2 separate regions of the Homo sapiens genome follow, and region 1 is linked to region 2. The links are chromatin loops, found by intact Hi-C in ENCODE. Cell type or tissue: OCI-LY7. All regions are shown on one strand. Links, peaks and the distances in the headings refer to the core of each region. The heading gives the core; the rest is flanking DNA.

Region 1 (5,000 bases), core at 1-5,000, 130 kb before region 2:
TGATCAAAGCCAAAGGGTGGCCTAGTGGTGGGACTATTTCTCCCCCTCCTCCACAAGCTTCTCTTGTTCAGTTTTGCTTTTAAAGAATTCCCTGCTGATTCCTAAGACTCAGACTAAGACTGTTAAGGAATTTTATTTTTTTCTGCAGGTTTCAGCAGTAGTGACTTTTCAGACCTGAGTAATGGAGAAGAGCTTCAGGAAACCTGCAGCTCATCCCTAAGAAGAGGGTCAGGTAAAGAAGATTAGGATGCCAAGACTTGGCCTGCAGAATGTCAGGAATGTGAATTAAAAGCTGCTGTTTCCAGACGCTTTTTATTCTGAGCACCTTCACTACCTTGTATCCAGTTCATCTGGGAACTCCTTTTTGCATTTTAGAAAATGGAAAGAGGCAGGAAATTATGATAAACTCATGTTTAACAGAAAGAGTTTCACTGACTAAATGTATGTAATTATATTTTGTTGTTGTAGAAGAAATAAATAGCAAATTTGTGGTATTCTTTTTTTTAAACCTGCTCTCATTCCTATTAACACTAAGATCTTAGATTTTTATAGTGATAAATGGGTTGACATCATTGTCATTTGTAATTGTAAAGCCTCAAAAGACAACTGTTCCTACTATGTAATTATAGACAGAAATAAAAACTTCAGATCAAACACTCTCAAACGTTAGTATAGTTTTTGGTAGATGTCCTTCATCATGTAATTGGATTATATTGTGTTATTTCAATGTCTTTTGGCAAATAATATCTTATTTTGTCATCACAAAATTTTTAAGACATAGGCAGGCTAACTATACCCATTTTGGGGTGAGGAAATAGATGTACAGAAGTATTAGGGCCAAAAAACTAAAGAAACAATAGAAACTAGCAACCCAGGTGTCTCACGGTGGGTGACTGTTGTATGTAACAGACAGGAGGATAAGAGCTGTGTCATTTAAGTCAAAGTCCAAAGAAGATGCGCAAGGAACTCAGAATATTCACAGGAGACTATACCAGTGCCTGATGCAAGAAAGCTTATTTAACAACCACTGTGTGTGTGTGTGTGTGTACACATGCATATATTTGTTACATATAACATGTATACATACATAAACACACACATATGTGTGTGTATATATGTATATTGGTTAATACATATAATCTTTAGGGGGAGGGAAAAATAAAAATCGCAAACAGACAGAGATAATAGGAATGGAACCAGCTATATAATATACAAAATACCTAGAAAGACAGAAGCAAAATAGATAAACATAGAAATAAAGGAGAACAGAACATCATTGATGGAAACAGAAAAAGCAACACAGGAGACAAGATAAATCAAAGGGAGATGAGCTCACCGAATCAAAGAGACAGAGACAAAAATGTATAGCAGCAGGGCAATGGGCAGAAAAATGAGAAGTGAGAAGGAGAACGAAGTGTGGCCAGATAGAGTAGGGCTATGAGGTGTACTCATTGATATAGGTGTATTTTTTTGTCAGTCCGTTTAAGCTCTGAAAATAGTTCAGCATGACCACATTGAGACAGGTTCCCTGGTTTCCTCGTCACTGTCTATAGTCTATTATTTCCTTGTTTGTCTTCATTGTCCTGTGAATTTAGAGCTCCTCCAATGAATACACAAAGAGAGTCAGAAGAGATGCAGCCCATTAGCTTGTGATGGAGAAGCCGATTATGATGTTCAGTTCATTATTAATTATCTTTTTTTTCCTACTTGCATGGAGGAAAAGTTCTTTTTTCTTTTCCTTACCTCTCCCCCAAAACATATGCACACACACATACACACCACACACACAAAGACTTGTGCACAGACTCGGGCTGCTTGCGACAGGTTTGAGGGAGCGAAAAGAAAAAGAAGAGCTGGGCTCCTGAATGGAGGGAGGAGACACTGAGTGGATAAAGTAAGGAGAAAGAATGGAGAAAGGTAGGCTAGAGTCACCAAATGAAAAGATATAAGAGTCAGCTTCAAGTTTTTCTAAGTGGACAAGGAATTCAAATATTCCAGGTAGGGGAATTTTGTGGGGGAGGGAGGGATAATTTTCAACACACTTCTCAGAAATTGTACCAGAAACGTGAAAATAAAGTTGCTGATTGATTGACAGCCTTGCAAGGTAGAAAGCTCATAAAGAACAGACAAAGGTAATAGAGATGGCTATGTGGTCAGTGTCCTAACAGCAGGCATTTGGTGATGAAAGTAATAACCTGTGAGATAAAGATGAATATAGATGAAGAAAATGTGGATAAAGACAAAGATTGAAATTGCAAAAAGAGTCAAGATCAAGATAAGGGCCAGGCGCAGTGACTCATGCCTGTAATCCCAGCACTTTGGGAGGCCGAGGTGGGCGGATCACGAGGTCAGGAGATCAAGACCATCCTGGCTAAAACGGTGAAACCCCATCTCTACTAAAAACAAAAAAAATTAGCCAGGCATGGTGGCAGGCAGCTGTAGCTCCAGCTACTCAGGAGGCTGAGGCAGGAGAATGGCGTGAACCTTGGAGGCAGGTCTTGCAGTGAACCAAGATCGCACCACTGCACTCCAGCCTGGGCGATCGAGCAAGACTCCGTCTCAAAAAAAAAAAAAAAAAAAAAAAAAGTCAAGACAAGATTCAGAGAAACAAGCTAGAAGAGAGAATAGAAGGAGGAAGTGATAGTAGAAAGAAGTTCACCTCAATAATAAAACTAGATCTAAAGATATAAACAGAAAAACAGGTGGAATGAGATACATTCAAAGGGTGATGAGTGGTGTAAAAAATTAGGTACAACAAGAAGTATGTAGAGAAAGAATTAAAAGATGAGAGAAAAATGGAGGCAAGAAGGGGGAAGTGTAAATGGGAGAGAAGAGAATGATGGAGAAATTGTAGGATCTGAAATGACCATGAGATAAAAGCAACTTTAGCACAAGGCATGATTCACAATAGCAGTAAGTTTTCAGAATAAGGTGTCCCCTGGCCCCTCTGACTCACCCAGATTAAAAAAGGCCTCACCCAGGCATTTCATCCACTCCTGTGATTTCAGTCACCACCCACAACCTCATGATTCCTACATGTGTATCTCCAGCCAGCCCTGTCTTCTAAACTCATTCATCCAAGTGTCAGAAGGCTCCTGTTGGAGATTCTGAAGGCCTTAGACTTCACCACTTGGATGTTACTCAAGACCTTCAAACTTAACACCTCCAAAACTGAGCACATCATCTTTTTCCCTAAAACCAGCCTTTGCTCCTCCAGTGTTCTTCATCACTGAAACAAACTATTAATTGACCCTTTATTTCAAGATGAAATTCTCAGGGTTATTTATGAACAGAAGGGAAAAATACAGTGAGGAACCACAAAAGAAAAAGAGATTTCAGATGTAGAGCCCATCCCTTAATTTAGCTGTGGGGAGTGGGCAGTCACTAATGTTGGGGGGAAGGAGAATCTTTGAAGGGGAGTGGGCACAAATAAAAATGTTTACAAATCACAATTTAGGATCACAGCCACAAGAACCTGAAAATAAGAAGTGCTCCTGTGTCATGTGTTTTCCAAAAGGTGTGCCAAGAAGCCAAGAAGCAAGGACTGAAAGTAGTCAAGCATCTGACATGATGGGTAAGGCTACCCTAGGGTCTTGGGATGGAAGTGGCTCAGTGGATATCACAGACACTGGGTAGGGATGTGGGAAGTGATCAGAGTTGAAGCAAAGCATGAAACAGCCTCTGGATCACCAACAGGAAGTGGGCCCACAGGCCCCAAGCTTCAGAATTTCAAAAGTCTGAAATCATAGTCCCGGTTTCCTGCTGCACTTGACTGTGAGCAGACTGTGACAAAGAACAGGTTTGGTGCCGCCAGAATCCTGTTCTCTACATTTGCTTAACCCGACCCTTTTGGGAACTGCAGGGAGGCAAGAGATCATTATAAAGCCATATTTAACAGAATGGGCTCTCTTGGTTAGGTGGTAAAAAAATACACTGGTAAACATAGTAGTATCTCACTATATTAGCATATCAATAGTAAAGTGTTGAATTTATAAAGCGAGTTCCATCCTTGTTCTTGAAAAAAAAAAAAAGAAAACATGTTCTTCCACTCACAGGTAATAGTGTCATTTTGTCACAACTTTGGAAAGGCCTAAAAAGACAAATAGTCCTGCTACCTGTCAGGAAAGAAAAATCAGATACCTACTCTTATGCTAAAAATACATTGTTTTGAAAGATATCCTCTGGACTGTTATTGATTTATATAGTGATTTCCTATTAACTCTTGCAAGTAAGATATTTAATATTCATAAAAATTTTAAAGCTGAACAGGATAACCGTTGCTGTCCCTGTTTCATAAATGAGGAAATTGGTGCATAAAAGTAATGAAGAGCTGTTTCAAAGTCTCAGAGAACTAGACGAAGACCTTAGACATCAATTCAGTGTCTGTTTCCTTTGGAAGGAAGACAGATAAATTATACTCAGAATATTGTTATAAACGCAAGCCTTCCATGCAGTGTGAATTGTCATAAGATTTATAAATTTTACTTATAAATTACAGTTCTCTGACCACTACCTGTCACTTTCTAGATACCATGGATGTTGAAAACAATTCTACTTTGGAAAAACACAGTGGGAAAAGAAGTAAGAACAAATAAGAATTTACTTAATTTTTATGTTACAAATGAACTATTTTTTAATGCTAAGGTTTATTATCATCATTTTCTTTTTTCAACTTTTATTATAGATTAAAGGGTGCATTTGCAGGTTTGTTACATGGGTAAATTGTGTGATGCTGAGGCTTGGTGTCCCAAAAATCCCATCACCCAGGCAGTAAGCATAGTACCCAACAGATGGTTCTTCAGCCCATGCCACCCTCTCCCCCTGCCCCATCTAGTGGTCCCCAGTGTCTCTTGTTCTCATCTTCACATTTATGTGTATTCGATGTTTAGCTTCCACTTGTAAGTAAGAACATGCAGTATTTGGTTTTCTGTTCTTGCATTAAGTTGCTTAGGATAATGGCCTCCGCTCCATCCATGTTGCTGCGAAGGGTGTGATTTCAT
Region 2 (11,025 bases), core at 2,814-7,813:
TTCATTTCAAACAAAACAAAACAAAACAAAACAAAACAAAAAAAGATTAACCACGTTTGGCCATAAAGTCAGTCTCAATAAATTCAAAAAAATCAAAACCATACCAAGTAGACTCTCAGATCACAGTGAAATAAAAATATAAATCAATACCAAGAAGATATCTCAAAACTACACAATTACATGGCAATTAAACAACTTGCTTTTGAATGACTTTTGAGTAAACAACAAAACTAAGGCAGAAATCAAAAAAGTATTTGAAATTAATGAAAACAGAGACACAACATACCAAAATCTTTGGAATATAGCAAAAGCAGCATTAAGAAGAAAGTTTATTATGCTAAACACCTACATTAAGAATTTAAAAAGAGCTCACATTAACAATTTCACATTGCACCTAGAGGAACTAGAAGAACAAGAACAAAACGCCAAAACTGGCGAAGAAAAGAAATAACTAAAATCAGGGCAAAATCAAACAAAATTGAGATCCAAAAATGTATACAAAGGACTGATAAAACAAAAAATTGGTTCTTTGAAAGGATACACAAGATAGATAGACTGCTAGCTAGATTAACAAAGAAAAACAGAAGATTCAAATGAGCACAATCAGAAATGACAAAGATGACATTATGCGCCTGTGGTCCCAGCTACTCAGGAGGCTGAAGCAGGAGGATGGCTGGAGCCTGGGAAGTCGAGGCTGCAGTGAGCTGAGATTGTGCCACTGCACGGCAGCCTGGGTGAAGAGCAAGACACTGTCTCAAATAAATATTTTTTTACATAATCATAATCCTATTAAAGAGTGGGCAAAGGACATGAACAGACACTTCTCAAAAAAAGACATACAAGTAGCCAACAAACACATGAAAAAATGTTCATCATCACTAATCATCAGAGAAATGCAAATTAAAACCACAATGAGATACCATCTCACACCAGTCAGAATGGCTATTATTCAAAAAAGAAAAATAAGAGATGTTGGCCAGGGCTGCAGAGAAAAGAGAAGGCTTACACATTGTTCTTGGGAGTGTAAATTACTTCAGCCACTCTGGAAAGTGGTTTGGAGACTTCTCAAAACACTAAAAACAGAATTATCATTCAACCCAGCAATCCCATTACTGGGTATACACCCAGAGGAAAATAAATCATTCTACCAAAAAGACACATGCACCCATATGTTCACTGCAGCACTATTTACAATAGCAAAGCCATGGAATCAACCCAGGTGCCCATCAGTGGTGGACTGGATAAAGAAACTGTAGTACACATACACCATGGAATACTACACAGCAATAAGAAATGATTCTCCACATGGTCAGCTGGAGATCATTATCCTAAGCAAACTAATGCAGAAACAGAAAACCAAATGCTACATGTTCTCACTTATAAGTGGGAGCTGAACATTGGACACACTTGGACATAAAGATGGGAACAGTAGACACTCGGGACTAAAGAGAGGGGAGGGAGGAGGGCCAGGGTTAAAAAACCACCTATTGGGTACTAAGCTCACTACCTAGATGACAGATACAATCGTACTGCAAACCTCAGCATCACACAATAGACCTTTGTAACAAACTTGCACATCTACCCCCCACCACCAAATCTAAAATAAAGTTTGAAAAAGAAAAAATAAAAATAAAAAATTAGTTGCATTTCTATAATATATACTAACAACAAACAGCTTGAAAATGAAATTAAGAAAACATTCCCATTTACACTGGCATCAAAAAGAATAAAATACTTAAGAATAAGTTTAACGAAGGAGGTAAAAGATTTGTACAATAAGAACTATAAAACACAGATGAAAGAAATTGTAGAAGACACAAACAGAATAATTAATACCATTAAAATGCTCATGCTATACAAAGTGATCTGCAGATTCAGGCAATCCCTATGAAAATTTCAATGATGTATTTCACAGAAATTTTTTTAAAATCCTAAAATTTGTGTGGAGCCAAAAAAGACCCCAAATAGCTTAGGCAATCTTGAGAAAGAAGAATGAAGATGGAGGCATCACACTTCCTGATTTCAAAGTATATTACAAAGATATTGTAATTAAAACAGTATAGTACTTGTATAAAAAACAGACACATAGGCCGGGCATGGTGGCTCATGCCTGTAATCCCAGCACTTTGGAAGGCTGAGGCAGGTGGATCACCTGAGGTCTGAATTTCGAGACCAGCCTGGCCAACATGATGAAACCACATCTCTACTAAAAATACAAAAATTAGCCGAGCATGGTGGTGGGCACCTGTAATCCTAGCTACTTGGAAGGCTGAGGCACGAGAATCGCTTGAACCTGGGAGGCGGAGGTTGCAGTGAGTCAAGATTACTCCATTGCCCTCCAGCCTAGACAACAGAGTGAGATTCCGTCTCAAAAAAATAAATAAATAAATAAATAAAACAGGCCCATAGACCAATGGAACCCAATAGAAAGTTCAGAAATACACCCATATATACATGGTCAACTAGCCTTCAGCAAAGGCACCAAGAATACACAACGAGAAAATGATGGTATCTTCAATAAATCATGTTGGAAAAATGAAATATCCATATGCAACAAGAATGAAATTGGATCTTTATCTTACACAATACACAGAAATTAACTCAAAATAGATTAAAGAGTTAAAGGTAAGATCCAAAACTGTAAAATTCTAGAAGAAAAGAAGAGAAAAGCTCCATGTCATTGGTCTTGGCAAAGTTTTTTTGATATGACACCAAAAGCGCAGGCAGCAAAAGCAAAAATAGACAAGGGGATTTTCCACAAACTAAAACACTTCAGAGCGGCCAAGGAAATAATCAACAAAATGAAAAAGCAACCTACAGAATGGAGAAAATATTTGCAAGCCATATATCTGATAAGTGTTTTTTCTTTAGTTTTAATATCTTTTTTAAATATACTTAATTTAATTTTTGTGAGTACAGAGTAGGGGTATTTATGGTGTATGATAAGGATTAAATATCTAAAATATATAAAGAATTCATGCAACTCAATAGCAAAAAAAAAAAAAAAACACATAACCCAATTGAAAAATGGGCAAAGGACCTGAATAGACATTTTTCCAAAAAAGATATACAAATGGTTAAGGGGTTTATGAAAAGGTGCTCAACATTACTAAACATCGGGGAAATGCTAGTCAAAACCACAATGAGATATCATCTCACACCTGTTAGATGGCTATCACCAAAAGGTCAAAAGATAACAAGTGTTGGCAAGGATGTAAAGAAAAGAAAACACTTAAATGTTGTTGGTGGGAATGTAAATTCCTGCAGCCATTCTGAAAAACAGCGTGAAGGTTCTTCAAAAAATAAAAAATACGGGCGGGGCACGGTGGCTCAGGTCTGTAATCTCAGCACTTTGGGAGGCCAAGGCAGGAGTTTCAGACCAGCCTGACCAACACGGTGAAATGCCCATCTGTACTGAAAATATAAAAATTAGCCAGGCGTGGTGGCATGCACCTGTAGTCCCACCTACTCGGGAGGCTGAGGTAGGAGAACCATTTGAACTCGGAAGGCAGAGGTTGCAGAGAGCCGAGATCGCACCACTGCACTCCAGCCTGGGTGACAGAGCAAGACTCAGTCTCAAAAAAAAAAAAAAAAAAAAAAACTACCATAGGATCCATCAATTCCCACTACCGGGTATATATCCAAAGTAAATTAAGGACAGGCACAGTGGCTTAACCCTATAAATCCCAACACTTCTAGTTATACGGTATAGCCGTAAAAAGTGAAAGCATTACCTTGGATATTTGCATACCCATGTTTACAAGAGCATTCAGTGGCCATGCACAATGGCATGGTATTCAGCCATGAAAAGGGAATAAAATATTGATATGTGCTGCAGTGTAGATGGACCTTGAAAACACTGGGCTAAGTGAAAGTAGCCAGACATGGAAGGACAAATGTGTGATTCCACTGATCTGAGGTACCTAGAATAAGCAAATTCATAGAAACAGAGAATAGAATCGAGGTCACCAGGGGATGGGAGGAGGGGGAAGGAATGTGGTGTTATTTGTATAACGGGTAGAGAGTTTACATTGGGAATGACAAAAAAGTTTTGGAAATAGTGGTGACGTTTACACGAATGTATTGTGAATGTATTTAATACCACTGAATTGCACACTTACAAATGACTAAATGAGAAATTGATAATGCTAAATAGTCATATATATTAACAATGAAATGATAACTATTATGTATACTTTGCTACAATAAATAATAATAATAATGATAATGGGAGAGGACTCATGTTATTTGAATGTGGAGCTTCGTGTTAATTAGTCCAACTAAGCTATCACATGCTGCTCTCTGGAGCGTGGGGACAGACAATAGCGCTGAGCATAACTGGGGACAGAAAAATAAATTGGCGGGGGCAGGGAGGCTCAGCTTAGTTGAGAGTGGGATTTTGTAGAGAATGAATGTCATGACCAATATCAGAAGTTTCTCAGAGCCACAGTTGAGCTGCTTTTTCTGCTGGTTTCAGGTGACGGCAAAACAGTGGCACAGGTGTGGGCCTGAAGCCCGCATAATGGAGCTTTCCCCTCCTCCCTGGATTCAGCCACACCCAGGACGAATGAGGTTTGGCTGCAAAACTTAATAGTTTGGGGGGTTTGGGGGTTTTTGTTTTTTGTTTTTTGAGACCGAGTCTCACTCTGTGTCCCAGGCTGGAGTGCAGTGACATGATCTTGGCTCACTGCAACCTCCACCTCCCGGGTTCAAGCGATTCTCCTGCCTCCGCCTTCCCAGTAGCTGGGATTACAGGCCCCGCCACCATGTCCGGCTAATTTTTGTATTTTAGGAGAGATGGAGGTTTCACCATGTTGGCCAGGCTGGTCTCAAACTCCTGACCTCAAGTGATCCACCTGACTCGGCCTCCCAAAGTGCTGGGATTACAGGCGTGAGCCACCGCACCCGTCCAATTTAATGGTTTAAGAGAATATGAGGCCAGGCACAGTGGCTCACACCTGTAACCCCAGCACTTTGGGAGGCCAAGGCTAGTGGATCACTTGAGGTCAGGAGTTCAAGACCAGCCTGACCAACATGGTGAAACCCCATCTCTACTAAAAATACAAAAACTAGCCAGGCGTGGTGGTGCACACCTGTTATCCCAGCTACTTGGGCAACTGAAGCAGGAAAATCACTTGAACCCGGGAGGCGGAGGTTGCAGTGAGCCAAGATCATGCCACTGCACTCCAGCCTGGGTGACAAGAGCAAAACTCCGTCTCAAAAAAAAAAGAGAAAACAAAACAAAAGTGAGGAAATCAAGGGGAGGGAAATCACTGCCCCAGCTCAGGGTTCTTGCCCCGAGGAAGGAGCTGCACTGCCAGAGTCCCTTTCAGGCACCCTCCAGGAGGCCACCAACCCCCAGCTGCAGTGCCTGCATGACAAAAGTTCAAGTTCAAGGGCCTGGCTTCCCCTCTGTTCCCCGCCCCCACACCCCCACCCACCCCCAGCAACACAGACAGGAAGCAGGGCTCACTTCCTGCACCAGTGCACTTACAGGAAGTCAGCTGCTATCACAAGTGCAGCCACCTGAGAGCCCAGGCCCTTTCCCAGAACCCCACCCATACCTGGTGGGGCTGATGTCCAGCTAGGGTGCTACACTAAAGCCCTACACAGTACTGAAGCATTAACACGCTTTTAACCCAGTTAGGGAAAAGCCACTGCCCTGAGCCCGTTGAAAGAGCTCAGGAAATGCCACCCCAAAATATGCTGCTTTGGTGTGCCGATCACTTTGAGCTGAAGACACTTGAGAAAGACCAAAGGCAGAGAGACGTTTTCCCTGAACTCCCCCTGTCTGCCTAAAGACAGATCCCCAATCCCCTCCCAGGGAGTTTCGGGGAAATGAAAATCAAAACCACAGTGAGATACCATCTCACACCTGTTAGATGGCTAGCATCAAAAGGTGAAAAGGTAACAGGTCTTGGCAAGGATGTAGAGAAAACACATATATGTTGTTGGTAGGAATGTAAATTGGTGCTGCCATTCCGTAAAACAGTGTGAAGTTTCCTCAAAAAATTAAAAATAGGGATTAGGTGGGGGTGGCTGGCAAAATGGCCAAATAGGAACAGTTCCAGTCTGCAGCTCCCAGCAAGATCAACATGGAAGGCAGGTAATTTCTGCATTTCCAACTGAGGTACCTGGCTCATCTCATTGGGACTGGTTAGACAGTGGGTGCAGCCCACAGAGGGTGAGCCAAAGCAGGGTGGGGTGTCACTTCAACACCCAAGAGGTCAGGAAACTCCCTCCCCTAGCCAAGGGAAGACATGAGGGACTGTGCCATGAGAAACAGTGCACTCCAGCCCAGATACTACACTTTTCCCATGGTCTTTGCAACCTGCAGACCAGGAGATTCCCTCAGGTGCCTACACCACAAGGGCCCTGGGTTTCAAGCACAAAACTGAGCAGCCATTTGGGCAGACACCGAGCTAGCTGCAGGAGTTTGTCTTTCCATAACCCAGTGGCGCCTGGAATGCCAGTGAGACAGAACCATTCACTCCTCTGGAAAGGGGGCTGAAGCCAGGGAGCCAAGTGGTCTAGCTCAGCAGATCCCACCCCCATGGAGGCCAGCAAGCTAAGATTGACTGGCTTGAAATTCTTGCTGGCAGCACAGCCATCTGAAGTTGACCTGGGACACTTGAGCTTGGTGGGAGGAGGGGCGTCCACCATTACTAAGGCTTGAGTAGGTGGGTTTTCCCTCACAGTGTAAACAAAGCCACTGGGAAGTTCGGAATAGGTGGAGCCCACCACAGCTCAGCAAAGCTGTTGTAGCCAGACTGCCTCTCTAGATTGCTCCTCTCTGGGCAGGGCATCTCTGAAAGAAAGGCAGCAGCCCCAGTCAGAGGCTTATAGATAAAACTCTGACCTCCCTGGGATAGAGCACCTGGGGGAAGGGACGGCTGTGGGCGCAGCTTCAGCAGACTTAAACATTCCTGCCTACTGGCTCTGAAGAGACCAGCAGATCTCCCAGAACAGCACTCAAGCTCTGCTAAGGGACAGACAGCCTCCTCAAGTGAGTCCCTGACCCCTGTGCCTCCTGACTGGGAGATACCCCCCAGCAGGGGTCGACAGACACTTCATACAGGAGAGCTCTGGCTGGCATCTGGCAGGTGCCTCTCTGGGATGAAGCTTCCAGAGGAAGGAACAGGAAGCAATCTTTGCTGTTCTGCAGCCTCTGCTGGTGATACCCAGACAATCAGGGTCTGGAGTGGACCTCCAGCAAACTCCAGCAGACCTGCAGAAGAGGGACCTGACTGTTAGAAGGAAAACTAACAAACAGAATGCAATAGCATCAACATCAACACAAAGGACAACCACACAGAAACCCCATGCGAAGGTCACCAACATCAAAGACAAAAGGTAGATGAATCCACAAAGATGAGGAAAAACCAGCACAAAAAGGCTGAAAATTCCAAAAACCAGAATGCCTCTTCTCCTCCAAAGGATCACAACTCCTCACCAGCCAGGGCACAAAACTGGAAAAAGAAGGAGTATGACAAATTGACAGAAGTAGGCTCCAGAAGGTGAGTGATAACAAACTCCTCCAAGCTATAGGAGCATGTTCTAACCCAATCCAAGGAAGCTAAGAACCTTGAAAAAAGGTTAGAGGAATTGCTAACTACAATAACCAGAGAACATAAATGGCCTGATGGAGCTGAAAAACACAGCACGAGAACTTTGTGAAGCATACACAAGTATCAACAGCCAAATCGATGAAGTGGAAGAGAGGATATCAGAGATTGAAGATCAACTTAATGAAATAAAGTGTGAAGACAAGATTAGAGAAAAAAGAATGAAAAGAAATATGGGACTATGTGAAAAGACCAAATCTACATTTGATTAGTGTACCTGAAAGTGACAGGGAGAATGGAACCAAGTTGGAAAACACTCTTCAAGATATTATCCAGAAGAACTTCCCCCAACCTAGCAAGACAGGCCAACATTCAAATCCAGGAAATACAGAGAATACCACAAAAATACTCCTCGAGAAGAGCAACCCCAAGACCCATAATCGTCAGATTCACCAACGTTGAAATAAAGGAAAAAATGTTAAGGGCAGTCAGAGAGAAAGATCAGGTTACCCGCAAAGAGAAGCCCATCAGACTAACAACGGATCTCTCTGCAGAAACCCTACAAGCCAGGATAGAGTGGGGGGCATTATTCAACATTCTTAAAGAAAATAATTTTCAACCCAGAATCTCATATCCAGCCAAATTAAGCTTCATAAGTGAAGGAGAAATAAAATCCTTTACAGACAAGCAAATGCTGAGATATTTTGTCACGACCTGGCCAGCCTTACAAGAGCTCCTGAAGGAAGCACTAAATATGGAAAGAAAAAACCGGTACCAGCTACTGCAAAAACATACTAAATTGTAAAGACCATTGACACTATGAAGAAACTGCATCAACTAACAGGCAAAATAACCAGCTAGCATCACAATGAAAGAATCAAATTCACACATAACAATATTAACCTTAAATGTAAATGGGCTAAATGCCCCAATTAAAAGATACAGACTGGCAAATTGGATAGAGAGTCAAGACCCATTGGTGTGCTATATTCAGGAGACCCATCTCATGTGCAGAGACACACATAGGCTCTACATAAAGGGATGAAGGAATATCTACCAAGCAAATGGAAAGCAAAAAAAAAAGCAGGGGTTGCAATCCTAGTCTCTGATAAAACAAACTTTAAACCAACAAAGATCAAAAAAGACAAAGAAGGGCACTACATAATGGTAAAGGGATCAATGCAACAAGAAGAGCTAGCTATCCTAAACATATATGCACCCAAAACAGGAGCACCCAGAATCATAAAGCAAGTTCTTAGAGACCTACAAAGAGACTTAGACTCCCACACAATGACAGTGGGAGATTTTAACACCCCACTGTCAATATTAGACAGATTGACAAGACAGAAAATTAACAAGGATATTCAGGACTTGAACACAGCTCTGGACCAAGTGGACCTAATAGACATCTACAGAACTCTCCACCCCAAATCAACAGAATATACATTCTTCTCAGCACCACATCACACTTATTCTAAAATTGACCACATAATTGGAAGTAAAACACTCCTCAGCAACTGCAAAAGAACGGAAATCATAACAAACAGTCTCTCAGACCACAGTGGAATCAAATTAGAACTCAGGATTAAGAAACTCACTGAAAACTGCACAACTACATGGAAACTGGACAACCTGCTCCTGAATGACTACTCAGTAAATAACGAAATTAAAGCAGAAATAAATAAGTTCTTAATGAGAACTTATAAATAAATAAATGAGAACAAAGACACAATGCACCATAATCTCTGGGACACAGCTAAAGCAGTATTTAGAGGGAAATGTATACCATTAAATGCCCACAGGAGAAAGCAGGAAAGATCAAAAACTGATACCCTAACATCACAATTAAAAGAACTAGAGAAGCAAGAGCAAACAAATTCAAAAGCTAGCAGAAGACAAGATATAACTAAGATCACAGCAGAACTGAAGGAGATACAGACACGAAAAATCCTTCAAAAAATCAGTGAATCCAGGAGCTGGTTTTTTGAAAAGATCAACAAAACAGACCACAAGCCAGACTTATAAAGAAGAAAACAGAGAAGAATCAAATAGACACAATAAAAAACGATAAACGGGATATCATCACCGATCCCACAGAAATACAAACTACCATCAGAGAATACTATAGACATCTCTACACAAATATAATAGAAAATCGAGAAGAAATGGATAAATTCCTGGACACATACACTCTCCCAGGACTAAACCAGGAAGAAGTCGAATCCCTGAATAGACCAATAACAGGTTCTGAAATTGAGGCAGTAATTAATAGGCTACCAACCAAAAAAAGCCCAGGACCAGATGGATTCACAGTCAAATTCTACCAGAGATACAAAGAGGAGCTGGTACCACTATTTCTGAAGCTATTCCAAACAATAGAAAAAGAGGGACTCCTCCCCAACTCATTTTATGAGGGCAGCATCATCCTGATACCAAAACCTGGCAGCGACACAACAACAACAACAACAAAAAAGGAAATTTCAGGCCAATATCCCTGGTGAACATCGATGCAAAAATCCTCAATAAAATACTGGCACACCGAATCCAGCAGCACATCAAAAAGTTTATCCACCACAGTCAAGTTGGCTTCATCCCTGGGATGCAAGTCTGGTTCAATATACACAAATCAATAAACGTAATCCATCACATAAACAGAACCAATGACAAAAACCACATGACTATCTCAATAGATGCAGAAAAGCCCTTCAATAAAATTTAACACCACTTCATGCTAAAAACTCTCAATAAAATAGATATCAATGGGACGTATCTCAAAACAATAAGAGTGTCATAAACAATATTTATGACAAACCCACAGCCAATATCATACTGAATGGGCAAAAGCTGGAAGCATTGCCTTTGAAAACCAGTCTAAGACAAGCATGCCCTCTCTCACCACTCCTATTCAACATAGTATTGGAAGTTCTGGCCAGGGAAATCAGACAAGAGAAAGAAATGAAGGGTACTCAGCCAGGCGCGGTGGCTCATGCCTGTAATCCCAGCACTTTGGGAGGCCGAGGCAGGCGGATCACCTGAGGTCGGGAGTTTGAGACCAGCCTGACCAACATGGAGAAACCCTGTCTGTACTAAAAAAAATACAAAATTAGCCAGGCATGGTGGTGCATGCCTGGAATCCCAGCTACTCGGGAGGCTGAGGCAGGGGAATCACTTGAACCCAGGAGGCAGAGGTTGCAGTGAGCCGAGATCGCGCCATTGCACTCCAGCCTGGGGAACAAGAGTGAAACTCCGTCTCAAAAAAAAAAAGAAAGAAAGAAAGGGTATTCAAATAAGAAGAGAGGAAGTCAAATTGTCTCTGCAAATGACATGATTGTATATTTAGAAAACCCCATCATCTCAGCCCAAAATCTCCTTAAGCTGATAAGCAACTTCAGCAAAGTCTCAGGATACAAAATCAATGTGCAAAAATCACAAGCATTCCTACACACCAATAATAGACAAA

Evidence for each region. A loop is a pair of places that touch in the nucleus more often than their neighbours do. Peaks named below come from ENCODE experiments on the same cell type or tissue, not always from the same donor. Only the 100,000 strongest peaks of a DNase experiment are listed, where the experiment ranks them.
Region 1: a loop joins it to region 2, with 4 times the contacts of the local background. A loop is called at or near these places in 9 of 110 quality-filtered maps.

The regions. Positions count from the first base shown.
Region 1 is chr2:230,469,867-230,474,866 of GRCh38, forward strand. It overlaps SP100 (SP100 nuclear antigen), which reads left to right. Exons shown (of 29, transcript NM_001080391.2): 15 at 149-232; 16 at 3,458-3,574; 17 at 4,528-4,581. All of the region lies in intron 3 of LOC101928816 (a long non-coding RNA gene), which reads right to left. Among named protein-coding and RNA genes, the nearest start is that of SP100, 56 kb to the left of the region's middle. In OCI-LY7, for the core only: no CTCF peak of the experiment used is centred there; DNase peaks (open chromatin) are centred at 1,435, 2,575, 3,045 and 3,745; H3K4me3 peaks cover 1,257 bases; H3K27ac peaks cover 3,192 bases.
Region 2 is chr2:230,597,310-230,608,334 of GRCh38, forward strand. No RefSeq gene overlaps it. Among named protein-coding and RNA genes, the nearest start is that of LINC01907, 98 kb to the right of the region's middle. RefSeq lists an enhancer at 5,131-5,260 and a silencer at 5,401-5,480. In OCI-LY7, for the core only: no CTCF peak of the experiment used is centred there; DNase peaks (open chromatin) are centred at 3,210, 3,812, 4,442 and 5,442; H3K4me3 peaks cover 2,596 bases; H3K27ac peaks cover 3,552 bases.